Regions from separate parts of the Homo sapiens genome. Here region 1 is linked to region 2. Evidence: read pairs that join two places in POLR2A ChIA-PET (ENCODE). Cell type or tissue: Panc1. All regions are shown on one strand.

Region 1 (8,000 bases), 170 kb after region 2:
ACCACGCCTGGCTAATTTTTTGTATTTTTAGTAGAGATGGGGTTTCACCATGTTAGCCAGGATGGTCTTGATCTCCTGAACTCGTGACCCGCCCACCTCAGCCTCCCAAAGTGCTGGGATTACAGGCGTGAGCCACTGCGCCCGGCCGAGAGATTTCCTTTTAAGCAAAATGACCTATTGGAGCTTTTAATTTTTAAAATGCAAAGTCTCCTTGTTCTCTTCTCTTTCCTCATCACTGTTTAACAGGATGGCTGGGTCTCTAAGGAAAGTTGAATAATGCCAGCGCCTGCCTCTTGGGTGCAATAGAAAGTATGATAGTAAGATCAAACCAGTCAGGGGAATCAAACCCAAAAGCCAGAAGAGGTCATTGGGAGGACCCCTGGATGAGTGACTTGTCTTGCCACGTGGGCCATTTTCACTTGGTGGTTCTCAACTTTGTATTTGAGGTGTTTGTAGGGAAAAGTGACAAGGAAGTAGACGCCTTTGGAATGCCACTGTCATCCTATAACTCTCTCACTCACCACCTGATATGTGGGCTGCTCTGAGATGTCATTTCTGCCTCCTGGACAAGGCCTCAATGTCTAAAATGGTTTAAACAAGGGGACTCTACTGGAAACATACAAAAAGAATTGGAGCAGGAAAGGGAAGGTGGAGAAGGTAGAAAGGCTCCCTACCTATACTGGGTAATGACCTGTGCATATATATATATGTATATATACACACATATGCATATATATATATACACATACATATATACATATATATATATACACACACATATATATGTATATGTGTGTATATATATATATTTTTTTAAGATAGAGTCTCACTCTGCTGCCCAGGCTGGAGTGCAGTGGCGCAATCTCCACTCACTGCAAGCTCCACCTCCCAGGTTCATGCCATTCTCCTGCCTCAGCCTCCCGAGTAGCTGGGACTACAGGCGCCCGCCACCATGCCAGGCTAATTTTTTTGTAATTTTAGTAGAGACGGGGTTTCACTGTATGAGCCGGGATGGTCTCGATCTCCTGACCTCGTGATCTGCCCACCTCGGCCTCCCAAAGTGCTAGGATTACAGGTGTGAGCCACCGCGCCTGGCCGACATGTGCATATGTTAAAGTGAGTGATATAAGACTCCACTCTCAACAAGAGAACTTTCAAAACTTTGTATCATACACATATACTTATATGTTTACATAAGTTTATGGTGCGTCCTTGCTGTGAGGGTTCTATTTGTCTCTATAATATAAAACTTTCCCCACCAAAAAACCATCTTATGGACCCCTCGGAGCAATGCCTGGGATGCAGCACACTTACAGTTCATCCTTTGTCTCTCTCCTTCTCCTCCTCTGGAACACAGTGGCCAGAAGGAAGATGGAGCCACAAACCCAGGAATCTGGAAACCTCATTGTTGGTATTGTGCTGAACCCCTGTCAACTCCAGTGGGGATGGCACCAGGTTGAAGAGGCTGGAGACGAGACCCAGAACCAGCAGATGAGACATGGGCTAGGGACTTACATACAGGGAAGAGAGTCCAGTGGTGGTGGGCTGGGCAGGAGCTGCTTGCAAAGAACGTGCAGTTTATGTAACATTTTCACTTAGCACCCTTCCCCTGACAGTCTCCACCTGGCAACATTTACTGAACCCCCAAACAAAGGGCCTCGATCCCTGCATGGCCCATGTTCTGCAGGAAGGGCTGGGCATTCAGATGTTCCTCATAGATAAAAAACGAATCTCTGCATTGGCTCCTCCCAGATTCCTTAGCTTGGAACTCTGAAAACACAGTCAGGTGCATCGGCCATACAGCCTTGTTCTCGGTATGCTTAAGTTATTGCTATCATGTGCATTTACCACACTGTTGGTAGAGAAGGGATATCTCAAACTAGCCACCAACTGTTCCAAGTCTCTGCAGCCCCTTTCAGTCATCACTGGGGTGTTTGGCTTTCTTCACCTCCTATTATGTCAGATGGGATAAGGGCTGCAGTGGGTGGTAGCAAAGGAAGGACTTGGAGGGGACACTGATGAGCAAGAAGAGGGAAGACCCATGCAAAGAGGCGAATACTGATCAGCCTGGGAGTTTTGGCCTGTTTGGTTTCTGACCGGGGCCGGTTCACCCCTCCTGAGGCAACCTGGTGGCCTCGTGCTCTCAGGAGGTCACTATATTGATCATGTTGATGGTGAATTTAGTGCAGATGTCTGGTCGGCCCAGAACTCCTGGACCCAAAGATCCTCTTATCTTAGGCACACGGGAATGAAATAATGTCTTTTGCAGCAACTTGGATAGAGTCGGAGGCCATTATTCTATGTGAAGTAACTCAGGAATGGAAAACCAAATATTGTACGTTCTCATTTATAAGTGGGACCTAAGCTATGAGGATGCAAAGGCATGAGTGATATCATGGACTTTGGGGACTTGGGTGGGGATAAGGTTGGGAGGGGATTAGGGATAAAATACTGCATGTTGGGTACACTGCTTGGATGAGGGGTGCACTAAAATCTCAGAAATCACCACTAAAGGACTTATCCGTGTAACCAAAAGCCACCTATATCCCCAAAACTATTGAAATAATAAAAACAAAAAGAAAGAAAGAAAAAAACCAAAGAGGCGAATAAAAGCCTGTGAGAAGTGCCCTGGCTGACTGCTTCTCAATACATTTCAGAAGGATTGACTCACTAGGAATATGGAGACAAGAACCTTACTTCACCCCACCCTTCTAGAAGTTTCCCCAACTATACTTGTTTGAGACTATACATAATTTGGGCCAGGAGAGATTCAAATCATCTAGACTAGGTGTTGGCAAACTAAGGCCATGGGCTAAAACTGACTTGCTGCATATATATATAAAATTATATATATAAATATATATAACTATATATATAATTATATATATAGTTATATCTATATAATTATATATATAATTATATATATATAATTCTATTAGAACACAGCCATGCCCATTTGTTTCCATATTATCTATGGCTGGTTTTGCCATACAACAATAGAGCTGAGAAGTTGCAACAAAGACTGTATGATCTGCAAAGCCTAAAATATCTGCTATCTGGCCCTTTCCAGGTAAATTGTAACCACTGAAAGTCCGCTGTTTCGATTCTGGGCAAGATGCTATGGCAGAACAGGGACCATGATGAACTACTTAGAAAAATACATAAGGCCATGTGAGCTCTTAAACAAGTTTTTTGGTTATATAATTGTAAAGTAGAAAATAAAGAGCCACCCCTAATTCTATCACCCTCTAGTAAGAACTGTCAATATTTTGCTGTGTTTGCATGTAGCTGTTTCTATGCACATATAAAAATATAAGTATATATAATTACATAATTAAAATCCTACTGTGTTTAGTTTTGTATCTTCTATATGTTTGTGTTTTACAGTTTTTGGTGACCATTTTAAATGTCCTTGAAAATTCCTTGTTAACAGGACTTTTAATAACTTTTTAATATATGTCACGACACCGTAATATATGTCACGACACCATTTGACTTCTAGGTAGTTTTTGGTTATTCCTAATTCAAAATATTGTTTGCTATATCAAACAGCATGAACAGAAATTTTTGTCTGATTCTTTGATTATTTCCTTGAGATAGATTCCCAGAAGTGGAATTACTGGGTGAAAGGGTAAGGACAATTTTCAGGGTCTTGATAACATATTGCCAAATTGCTTTCCAGAAAGATTGTACCAATTTATGTTCCCACCAGCAATGTACGAAATTGCCACCTTACCCTACTCTCACCAGCACTGTGCACTATCATTTTAAAAAGTTACCAAATTGATAGGCAAAAATTGCATTTTGTTGTTTTGATTTGAATTTCTTTGATTACTGGTGAGGTTAAACATTTTTTTCATATGTTAAACACTTCTTCGTATGTTTATGGCCAAAGGGAATCTTAATAATGGTCTTCAAGTGTGCAAAGGGGTTATTTAGTAGATTGGGACCAGCTGTTCTCAAAAAGAAACTGGAAACATTTAAACTTCAGCAAGAAAGCAATAGGCCAAAGGTCCCTCAGTGAAAGATGGTCCTAAGAGTGGTCAAACCCTACTGAAACTTATGATGCAGCTCAGCATCTCTTTACTCAAGGTGCAAGGAGAACCAAGAAAAATAGTTGTAAATTGTTGGGTGCTTGTAAGTGCTAGAGATACTGCTCACGTTTACATACGTTTGCATTTAAATGCTCACAAAAGCCCTATGAGAAACATGGGGCTTAGAACTAATTTATTATTAATTATCCAAAGTAGGATTGAAATCTTCACCCTAAAATCCTGGATTCATAACCATTTTGCTATACTGCCTCTGAGAGAACAGAAAATGAACTTTTTTGGCTCAAAGGTTTTGTAAATTCTTCATAAAATGAAGGAAATGTGAATTCATCTCCTAACTCCTCAGCATGACATCTTCTCTCCAGCACAAATCACAGCCTAGTTGTTTGCTGCATAAACCTTTTGTTGGCTGCCCTTTCCTTAGGATGAGAGCAAAACCTTCAACTTGACCTGTACCATCAGCCTGGGCTTTGCTGATTCCTGCTCTCACCTCTAGTTTGCTTCTCTTCAGCCCACCTACTGGACTAGATCCCTACCTATCTCAGGACATCTTGCAAAAGTTGTTACCTTTGCAGAAACTGTCTCCTTACCACCAGCTTCTAACCACCACATGTGTGCATGCATGCATACACACACAACAACATACATAGTTCTTTTGATATGTCTTGTATTTTTCCTTCAAAGAAATAATGTGTGATTATTTGATGAATGCCTGTCTCTCCCACTGGGACCATCAGCTTAGAAAAGAAATGATGTGGATGTGCTCACCAAGTTATTTGCAGAGCTTAGCAGAGTGGGATAGAAGAGGTATGGAACAAATATTTATTGACTGAATAGATGAATGAGTGAGTGAATTAATATAAGCTCCCTGCTGCTATACCTGGGCTGTGCATGTTCTCAGTATTACATCCAACCTGGTCCTGGTTTTTCCCTCTGCCTATCCTATCCCTCTATTTACCCCTAACCAAACAGATTTCCTAACCTCTTCAGCCCATCCGATTGTCAGCTCATTTGGAAGTTCATGGAGGGTAGGAACTGCCTCTCATTTATTCAGTGGCTGTCTCAGCATCTAGCAAGGGGCCATAGACTTAATCAGTGCCCAGCATTATCATTGAGTGAATTCATTTGGACAACTGGTGGCTATCAACCTGCCTCCTTCTTTTCACAGACCCATGCAGGAGACCTCTCCAGGTACACATATTTCCTGCTACTGAATGGCTTAGACTGGGATTTGCAAGGAACTACGAAGTCCAAGACCTTTGCCTTTCTTTTAGAAGAAGGCACCAGCTGGTTCTCCAATGTTGAAGGTCTTCTCCAGAGATGTGAGTTCATTGTAGGACCCATCCCAGCATTTAGACATAGCTCTGACCCTTTGTTCAGGGCAAGATAATCAGATGGTCAGTGCAGAGGATGCCCCATGATACCAATTCTGGCAGTGGCTGGGCAGGGTTTGCTCTTGTGATCAGACACAAGGTGAACCTGGGCAGGGATTTTTGGGTGTTTTTATTTAAGGATATCCCAAACCCTTTGAGCAGTGTCTGGCACATAGCAGGTACTCAAAATTGGATGGATGGATCTATATATTCCTGGGCCACAGGGGCATGCAGAAGGAGTGAAAAAACAAGAAGGAAGACAAGGAAGACATTGTTTTGGCTGCTGACATTTCCTGAAAGATCTGAGGCGTCCCCTTCACTTCGGGCATGGGACCCAGACGGCTGAGTGATGGGTGGGCAGCCCTTTTTCTCCAGCTCTGCTTGCCTCATTCCCAGCCCTCTATCCTGAGCTCCAGGGAAGGCCCTCATGCGATTTAGCATCAGAGCTCTAATTAGATGACTTTCTTACCCTGGGCACATGTCTGGACCTTCTGGGCCACTGGTGGAGGAATAGAGGAAGAAACCCCAGCCCCTCTGGTGTGTGGTAGTCTGGGCCCCTTCAACATGGCCGCTTCCATATCCCAACCGCAAGCGCACCTGATCACCATATCCCTGTTACTCCCATGGAATGACTGTGATGGTACCTGGGTCAACACATACATTTGGGCATCTACACAGCGCCACATTGTTTTCCATTTATAACTTATCTATTTTGTTATCCATCTAAGCACCCGTTAATCACTCATTCATCACAAGGCCTCTGAGACTATACTACATTTTAATTATGTTTCTAGGGAGGAAGGATGATACAGACCTGAATGAGACACCTCTGTAGCATTTGGGGCTTCCCTGTACCCATCCTCATTCACTGTCCATGTCAGGGAAGCAGGGAGGGTGGTGTGGAACAGGGACTAGGGCCAGACAGCTCTGGATTGGAATGTGGGTCTGCCACCTGCTCTGTGACTCTGCAGCTTAGAGAGGTTAAAGGACATTGAAACATACAGTTGATAATAGTACCTACCTCATGAGGTTGTAGGGAAACACAGAGAAAGCCCTCAATTAAGTTAATGGTTGCTATTTTTATTTACAGACCTTAAGGTGTGGGGAGATTACAACTTGCTCAAGGTCTCATAGCTAGAAGATGTCAGAGTGATAACTCAAACCATGTCACATGACTCTAAGCCCAAAGCAGCCTCTAGAAGGTTGTTTGATCTTCTGATGGAAGCACAAATCACCATTCCAACATGAAAGATGGAGAAACTTAAGTCTAGAGAGATTTAAAGGACTTGTCAAAGGCAATGAAACAAGTGGTATGTGAACTTAGGTCTCCTGGCTCCCAGTCCAATGTTCTTCGAATATGATTTTGGCAGTGGTCTACCCAGCTAGTACACAGAGTGTGCAGCCACTCTTCATGGGAAGTTCTGGGAGGGGTTTCAACCAGCACACTCACTCCTGCTGGTTGTGACCAGCAGGACAATTGCTGAGCCACATTCTGAGCACCTGCAGGTGGAGGTGGGATCTTATAGAAATCTAGGGCATAAGGGAGACAGGGAAATTAGACCCTGGCTACTTTAACATACTCACTTTACAGATGAGGAAACTGAGGCCCAGAGAGGATAAATGACTTGCTCAAGGTTAGCCAGTTGGTCAATGGCAAAGATTAAACCAGAACCCAGATCTCCTCTCTCCAGCCAGAGTCTTCAAGCAAAGTCCCTAGGAGGTCAAGCCAACTCTTGCTGCTGCTGCTAATCTAAGGACAGATGTGGCCACTTTCTCCAAAGGATCTCAGAGAGCTAACTTTATGGCGTTTTACAGAAGTCCTATCTTTCCTTCAGGGGAACCCCATTCATTTGCAAGATGGAAGGCTATTTTTAGCATTGACTTTTATTTTCTCCTAAGTGACTTCCTCTCTCATGTACCATTTGGCCTTCACAGTGGCTGAAAAGACAGTTCCTAGGAAAATCTAGAACATTTAAGCTTGCGTGTGTTGCAGTTCTTAGTGAGTGGAAGGGCAGAAGCCCATAGTGGGTGGTGTTTCGACTGGGAGGAGGGAGATGCTGGAGCCAGCCAGGGAGTGAGGTCTAGGTATGTTCCTGTCAAGTGGGATTTGTTCAATTGCAAGTGAGAAGAAAACTAAACTTAAACTAGACTTTTAAAAAAGAAATCTATTGGCTCATTTAAGAACTACTGCAACTCCTTCAGGCACAGCTTGATCCAGAGATCTAAATCATGTTGAATCATTTAAACTACTTTATTTCCCTCCATCTGTGGTGGAGACTTTCGGGGTTCATTCTTGAGTAGTTCTTACCTTCTGCGCCACATTGGACAGCCATATTTCCCTGCCCCTTTGAGTTTAGGTGAGTCACATGACAACTTCTGACCAATAAAATGAGTGTATTATGTCTCTATTTCCTACTTCAGGAACTCTGAAAGCCACATGTTGAGATGGCCCCATTACAGGATGGAGAGCACCTGAACCCCCAAGTTATGGACTAGAAGAAGACAGTTGCCCTGGAAAATCATCTGACCCACATTGGACTTTATGTGAGGGGGAAATAAACCTTTATTATGTTAA
Region 2 (8,000 bases):
TGCGGTAGCTGTGTCCCCGGCCTGCAACGAGGGCATATCATGTAACTCCTCCCGGCTTCATTCCTATGCAGGACAGGTAGGCTGCAGGCTCTAACAAGCCGCCAGCCAGGCTCCACTGAGGCCTCGGCACCGGTGGAAATTTAAAAAAAAAAAAAAAAAAAAGAGCAAGCAGTGGGGAGTGAGCGAGTGAGGGAGAGAGGGATTATTTTGTTTCAATGTGTTTGAAAGCGGGATCTGTGGCCAGTTGGGGTTTTTTTTTCCTCCCCCCGTTATTTACACAGTCTGTTCGGAGACACACTAGGGCCTGTTTGGATTGGGTGTTTGCTCCGGAGACAGGCCAAGTATTCCAGCACTGCGCTTTGGCACTGCCACCTCGGCGGCACCAGGAGGCCCAGTCGGTCACAAGACCTCACGGGGCCTCCTTGCTCTCTGCTTATCCTCCTTTCACCTCCTCTCCCTTCCTCACCACTGATCCCAGCCACCTTGGGCGGCTGGGGAGCGAGGCTGACCGCTAAGTGGACCTGACCTTCAGAATGAGGGCTTTCTGAGGCAAGGGCAGGGAGGGGTGTGGCTCGTGGAAGACAGAGAGAAGGGTTGGGGTAGGGACCCAGGGATAGATCTCTAGAAGGGTCTGGATTCCCTAGGGGCCTGCGATGAAACTTGCACTCTGTGGAATAGTTCCAGGGTTGAGGAGGTAAGCAGAGGCCAGACCGCCCTGGAAGTTTGCGTAAGGGCTGTTCTCCTGGGGGTGCTGAGCTGGGAGAAGGCTTGCCTGGGGAGGTGGCGGGGCCAGAGCTAGCCAGAGCTGTCCTGCAGGTCCCTGCCATGCTGAGGGTGATGCAACACCAGCATCTCTTGCTAGAAATGCAGACTCTCTAGCCCCAGCCAGACCTACGGCATTGGAATCTGCATTTTAACAAGGGTCCCAGGTATTGTGTGTGTACATTAAAGTTTGAGAAGCACTGCCTTGGGCCCACGTATCCCACAGGCAGTTAGTTTCCTGGCATCCTCATGATGTCTTGAGATGCTTTTGGACAAAGGGATTCTGCAGACCAGTACATTTGGAGAATGTTACAAAATGTACCCCCCACCCCTTGGAAATTGATTTGCTTATGCTTGCTGGTGAAGTCTGTGAGAAGTTCCATAGGAAGAATCCATCTAGTTTGGTTTAACTCAGTGTTTCCCACATTTAACATTTATTTATTTATTTATTTATATTTTTATTTCTTTCTTTCTTTTTTTCTTTTTTCTTTGAGATGGAGTCTCACACTGTCACCCAGGCTGGAGTGCAGTGGCATGATCTTGGCTCACTGCAACCTCTGCCTCCTGGGTTCAAGTGATTCTCCTGCCTCAGCCTCCCAAGTAGCTGGGATTACAGGTGTGCACCACCATGCCTGGCAATTTTTTTTTTTTTTTTTGTATTTTTAGTAGAGATGTGGTTTTGCCATGTTGGCCAGACTGGTCTCAAACTCCTGACCTCAAGTGATCCACCTATCTTGGCCTCCCAAAGTGCTGGGATTACAGGTGTGAGCCAATGCGCCTGGCCCTTATTTATTTATTTTTAAATGGACACATAATAATTGTAGATAAATGTATGGGATACCTAGTGTTGTTTTGATATATACAATGTATATTGATCAGATCAGGGTAATTAGCATATCCATGATCTCAAACGTTTATCCTTTCTCTGTGTTGGGAACATTCAATGTTCTCTCTTGTAGCTATTTCAAAATATATATCATTGTTAACTGTAGTCATCCTACAGTGGTATAGAACACTAGAACGTATTTCTCCTGTCCATCTATAATTTTATAGCCTTTAACAAATCTCTCCCCATCCTTCTTTTCCCCCTGCCCTTTCCAGCCTTGAATAACCTCTGTTCTACTCTTTACTTCCTATGAGATCTACTTTTTCAGCTTCCACATGAGTAAGAACATGAGGTGTTTAGCTCTGTTCCCAAATTTGACTGAGATCATCTCCTACCATTTCCCCCCACCGAGGAGTGAGCGTTAATGTTCTGTAGGGCTGGTGGTGTGTGGCTTCTGATTATTTATTTATTTATTTTTTTGAGATGGAGTCTCGCTCTGTCACCCAGGCTGGAGTGCAGTGGCGCGATCTCAGCTCACCGCAAGCTCTGCCTCCCAGGTTCACGCCATTCTCCTGCCTCAGCCTCCCAAGTAGCTGGGACTACAGGTGCCTGCCACCACACCCAGCTAATTTTTTTGTATTTTTAGTAGAGATCGGGTTTCACCGTGTTAGCCAGGATGGTCTCAATCTTCTGACCTCGTGATCCGCCCGCCTCGGCCTCCCAAAGTGCTGGGATTGCAGGCGTGAGCCACCGCGCCTGCCGGCTTCTGCTTTGAGAAACACTGTTCCTGTCAATCAGTTTACTCTTGGGATTTTCCAGGGAGCTTATCTTCACTTTAGATAAGAGGTCGAGAACATAGTGGTTAACAGGTGGATTTTGGAGCTAAACGAACTGGCTTCTGACCCTTTCTCAGCCCCTTAGTAGGGATGTGACTTTTGCCAAGTTATTTAGCTGCTTTGTGCCTTGGTTTCCCCTCTATAAATTTGGACTTATGATAGCACTTACTAGATGGAGTTGTAGCGAAGTTTAAATCATATGATACGAGGCTGGGCGTGGTGGCTCATGCCTGTAATTCCAGGACTTTGGGAGGCTGAGGCAGGCGGATCACCTGAAGTCAGGAGTTCAAGACCAGCCTGGCCAACATGGTGAAACTCCGTCTCTACAAAAATACAAAAAGTATCCGGGTGTGGTGATGCATGCCTGTAATCCCAGCTACTCAGGAGGCTGAGGCAGGAGAATCACTTGAACCTGGTAGGCAGTGGTTGTGGTGAGCTGAGATTGTGCCATTGCACTCCAGCCTGGGCAACAGGAGCAAGACTCCGTCTCAAAAAAAAAAAAAAAAAAAAAAAGTGATATGGATTTAAATTAGGATAGTGCCCAGAGCATAGAACCCTCTTAATAAATACTGGTGAGCTAATATTTTTGAGTCTTACTCTTGTGGGGTCACTGCCTCCCTTGTATTCTAGATGAATAATCTCAAACCCACTGTGCATCAGAATCACCCGTGGAGCTCTTTTGGAAACACAATTTCCCAAGGCCACAGGCCAGGTCTATTGAGTCAGTCTCCAGCAGGAAAGCCTGTGAATCTGCATTTTGAGAAGCTTCTTGGATGGTTCCAAGGTAGCCAACCTGACTTTAGATGGCAAGGGAGCAGCTGCTCTAGAGCCACTATAGCTGAGAAACACCTGCTCTGATTTCCCACACTGGTTTCAGTCACATAACTCAGAAGGGTCTGTGCAATCAAGCCTAAGGCTCTGATGTTGGTGGTAGAGCCTTCCTCGCTTTGCACTTCAGTTTCCTTATCTGCAAAATGAGGCAGCCATGCAAAGTGTAGTCCTTGGACCAGCGACATCAGCATCATTTGGGAACTTGATAGAAGGCACAATCTGTGGCTCCATGCCAGACCTATGGAGTCAGAATCCACATTGTAACAAGATCCCCAGGAGGCTCTTGTTAAACAGAAATAGCACCTCTCTAGAAAAGGTTGAAAAGAATCAAGTTTGCAAGGAGGCAAAGGCAGTAGTCTTCTTTCTTGATGAGAGGAGAACTCAGTAAGGCTGAGGAAGGTGCAGTGTCAGTGGATATTGGAATAGTGACCAGCTGTTATCCATTCATACTGGACAAGAGGAAATGAGCTTCAGGAGCCTCAGGGAGTATGGTCAGATTTATGAGAACATTTCCTGACATTGAAGGTTACAAGTTTCTGGGAAGGTTTGCAGGAATAAGTAAGCTTTGGATACGCTTCTCTAGAGTCCATTAAAATCAGATTGATAGCTCTGCATCCGTTTTACAAATGTTTATTTAGGTGCCAACTATGTGCCAAGCTTGGGCACCAGTAGCTTGAGGGAGCACTTGCAGATGGCAGTGGCTCTGTATGGCTTCTCTTTATGTTCACACTACCCATCACCAAGGATAGACATATATTTGCCTGTGCACAGAGCTTTGCATGATCCCATTGTTGGCATGGATCACCAGGGCACTCCAGCACAACCCATGGCCTCGTGGAAGTGTATCAGTTATCTGTTACTGAGTAACAAACCATCCCAAAACATGGTGGCTTAAAACAGCAACTGTTGTATTTGTCCATGATTCTGGGGTTTGGTCTAGGCCTGGCTGGGTGGTTGTTCTGCTCATCTGGTCAGTGGTTACTCATAAGGCTTCATTCTGCTAGAGAATTGGTTGGGGAACTGGGCTCCGCTGGGCCACTAGGACACTAGGCCTTTCTCTCTTTTTTCATATCATTTAAGGGCTTCTCTTTCTCCACGTGGTCTCTCAAGCTATCCTAGAGGATAGCTTGACTTCTTTTTTTTTTTTTTTTTGAGACAGAGTCTCGCTCTGTCGCCCAAGCTGGAGTTCAGTGGCACGATCTCGGCTCACTGCAAGCTCTGCCTCCTGGGTTCATGCCATTCTTCTGCCTCAGGCTCCCGAGTAGCTGGGACTACAGGCGCCTGCCACCACACCCGGCTAATTTTTTGTGTTTTTAGTAGAGACGGGGTTTCACCATGTTAGCCAGGATGGTCTCGATCTCCTGATCTCGTGATCTGCCCGCCTTGGCCTCCCAAAGTGCTGGGATTACAGGCGAGAGCCACCGTGCCCGGCCTAGCTTGACTTCTTAGATAGCTGCTAGACAGACTTGATATAGCTTGGCTGTGTCCCCACCCAAATCTCATTTGGAATTGTGGCTCTCATAGTTCCCACATGTTGTGGGAGGGACCCATTGGTAGGTCATTGAATCATAGGGGTGGTTTCCTCCATACTGTTCTCGTGGTAACGAATAAGTCTCACAAGATCTGATGGTTTTATAAGGGAAAACCCCTTTTCCTTGGTTTTCATTCTCTCTCTTGCCTGCTGCCATATAAGACATCCCTCTGCTCTTCCTTTGTCTTCTGCTATCATTGTGAGGCCTCCCCAGCGATGTGGAACTGTGAGTCCATTAAACCTCTTTCCTTTACAAATTACCCAATCACAGGTGTGTCTTTATTAGCAGCATGAGAACAGACTAATACACGGCAGAAGGCTTAGGCCTAGAACTGGTACAGCATCACTTTCTGCCGCATTCTGTTGACTGAAGCACGTCACAGGGCCAGCCTAAATTCAAGGGTAGGGGATTAAATGAAGGCATGGATCTCAGCAGGTGAGTTTCACTGGGAGCCACCAACATAGCAGATTACCATGTGAAGTTGCCACTGCTGCATCTCCTGAAACCTGGCTGATGGGAGAGGTCTCATTTTGTGTCTGAGAATGTCCAGGTTGTCTGCAGACCACAGCACTGATTTCCCATTAGCAGTTATTATTTCCTGGCCATTTCTTCCTGAAGGTTTTGTGGTTAAACTCCCTGTCCTCAATATTTTATCAGCAGTAGGGCTGTCATTCTTCTGGTTATCAACCTCTACATTATGAAGTAAGGTTCAACCCTTCTGCTTTTCTCAGGCCCCCAAAACGGTTCCTATCCAATCGAACACAAAAACGGGTATTGAGAAGGAATTGGCAGGGCTCAGTGGCTGTTTCCGTTGCTCCTACCTCATGGAGACTCTTACTCATGCTGGATTTATTGAGAGAACTTCTAACTGACCACTCACCCCCACCCACTCTTATGCAGTCTGTTCATTCCTGAAAACACCACTTTCATCCCTCCTGCACACAACCCATGAGGGATTGCTACTTCCTACAAGATAGATTGGAATCCTTGGATAGAGATGAAATCCTTCCTCGATCCCGTGCAAATACCTTTTGAGGTTTACCCCTGTCTGCTATGAAATGGACTCTGTTTTATCCACGGTGGTCCCCTTGGTGCCCCTCAAGCTTGACAAGCTGATTTCTTACCTCTGCACACCTGATTTTATTGTCTCTCTCTCCCTCCTTTCCTGCTGATGGGAATCAGTTCCAGCTTTTGAAACCTAGCTGAAGTCCTCCCTTCTGCATGAAGCCAGCTCTGAATACTTGCATCATGGTGTTAAAATCTTTCAACATGTACGATCTTTTTTTTTTTTTTGAGACAGTCTCACTCTGTCGCCCAGGCTGGAGTACAGTGGTGCAATCTTGGCTTGCTGCAACCTCCACCCCCTGGGTTCAAGTGATTCTCCTACCTCAGCCTCCCTAGTAGCTGGGACTACAGGTATGGTCCACCATGCCCAGCTAATTTTTGTATTTTTAGTAGAGATGGCGTTTCGCCATGTTGGCCAGGCTGGTCTCGAACTCCTGACCTCAGCTGATCTGCCTGCCTCAGCTTCCCAAAGTGCTGGGATTACAGGCCTAAGCCACTGTGCCCGGCCACTTGTATGATCTTTACTAGGCATTTGGTGCTACTCACAGTCTGCATTATTCTTTTCCTTTCCTTTTTCTTGTATGAAATTGCAGCCTTTGAAGCAATGCCTCTGTCTTGAAAAAGAAAGAAGCTCTTTCTCACAACACTGTTTAGCGCTTTGCTTTATATATGGAAGATACATCTTAAATATATTTTGCAAGGCCGGGCATGGTGGCTCACACCTGTAATCCCAGCACTTTGGGAGGCCGAGGTGGGCGGATCATGAGGTCGAGTGATCGAGACCATCCTGGCTAATATGGTGAAACCCTGTCTCTACTAAAAATACAAAAATTAGCTGGGCGTGGTGGCGCGTGCCTGTAGTCCCAGCTACTCGGGAGGCTGAGGCAGGAGTAGTCCTTGAACCAGGGAGGCAGAGGTTGCAGTGAGCTGAGATCGTGCCACTGCACTCCAGCCTGATGACACAGCGAAACTCTGTCTAAAACAAGCAAATAAACAAAAAAATCTATCTATGTATATTTTGCTCTGTTGGGGAGAGAACAGATTTTTGTTCTAGATCTGGATCTGTTCTCTACATTCTGAAGTTTCCTAGATGTTACTGAAAGGGCAGTTAGTTGTTCTACCAGGAAGCAGCTTATGTGACATTAATGGCTTTGAAGCCTCAGAATGGAATGGTAAGGAAGGACAGGGGCTGTTGAGGCAGACTTGCTTGTAGGCAGGTGCAGATCCTGGCTCTGCCCTTGCTTAAAAAGCAGTGTTTTTCAACTGGGCTGATGATGGCATTTGGGTGGGAAAAGACCTGAATGATGTAGATCTCCGGCTTTCCTGCCCCCTGCCTACTACATTTCAGCAGTCACCTGTGTGTTGTGACAACCCCAAATGTTCCCTCACCTTATTCCTCCAAGTTCCCCCTTGGGAACCTCTGAGATTAACTTGATAAGCTCCTTGGGCAAGCTCTTTATCCTAAGATTCCTCAGTGAGCCTTATAGAGTTGCTGCGAGAATTACATTTGTTCATGATGTCAAGTGTCTGATATGTAGCTAATGCTTATTGAACACATAGTAATTTATTGAATAATTGTCATGATCACTGGATGAGATATAGCCACTGTGGAGGTAGGCACACCAGGGTTTTAGAGGCTTGGGATCTTGCAACAGGATTTTCCTCTTGCCTCTCCAAACTGCCCTTTGCCCAGATGGCTTCAGCATCTTTTTGCATCCCTGTTTCCTTGTTTGGTGAACACCTGTCTCAACCTGTCTGCAAGGCGTGGTGAGATTCTACATCCTTGGTAAGCACTCATGTCACTCCAAAACAGCTGTTTGATGCTAATAGCACACATGAGGTCTTGCAAATTTGTCTGAGGAACTACAGGACATTGGAGAGATATTTATCAAACACTCACTACATGCCTGATACTTAACTAGGAACTAGAAAGTGGGTGGTGAAGACAAGTGGAAGTAAATGCAAACCTATTCCCATATATGTTTGTCGCTAGATTGTTCCCACCAATTCGTTCTTGGAATTGATGAATGGACGTGTGTGTGTGCATGTGTAAGTGGAGTGTGTATGCGTGTGTGGTATTCTGAGGGCAGTCAGGTAGAGGGAAGGAGGGCAGAGGCAGAGAAATGGTATTTGTGATTATGGGTTGGG

Evidence for each region. ChIA-PET counts read pairs that join two places held together with the same protein. Peaks named below come from ENCODE experiments on the same cell type or tissue, not always from the same donor. Only the 100,000 strongest peaks of a DNase experiment are listed, where the experiment ranks them.
Region 1: POLR2A ChIA-PET joins it to region 2 with 18 read pairs; 3 of 35 experiments call an interaction of 5 or more read pairs at or near these places.

Annotation. Positions count from the first base shown.
Region 1 is chr17:72,323,167-72,331,166 of GRCh38, reverse strand. No RefSeq gene overlaps it. Among named protein-coding and RNA genes, the nearest start is that of LINC02003, 16 kb to the left of the region's middle. In Panc1, no CTCF peak of the experiment used is centred here; no DNase peak of the experiment used is centred here.
Region 2 is chr17:72,494,306-72,502,305 of GRCh38, reverse strand. All of the region lies in intron 1 of LINC00673 (long intergenic non-protein coding RNA 673), which reads left to right. Among named protein-coding and RNA genes, the nearest start is that of LINC00673, 94 kb to the left of the region's middle. In Panc1, no CTCF peak of the experiment used is centred here; no DNase peak of the experiment used is centred here; H3K4me3 peaks cover 1,156 bases; H3K27ac peaks cover 7,801 bases.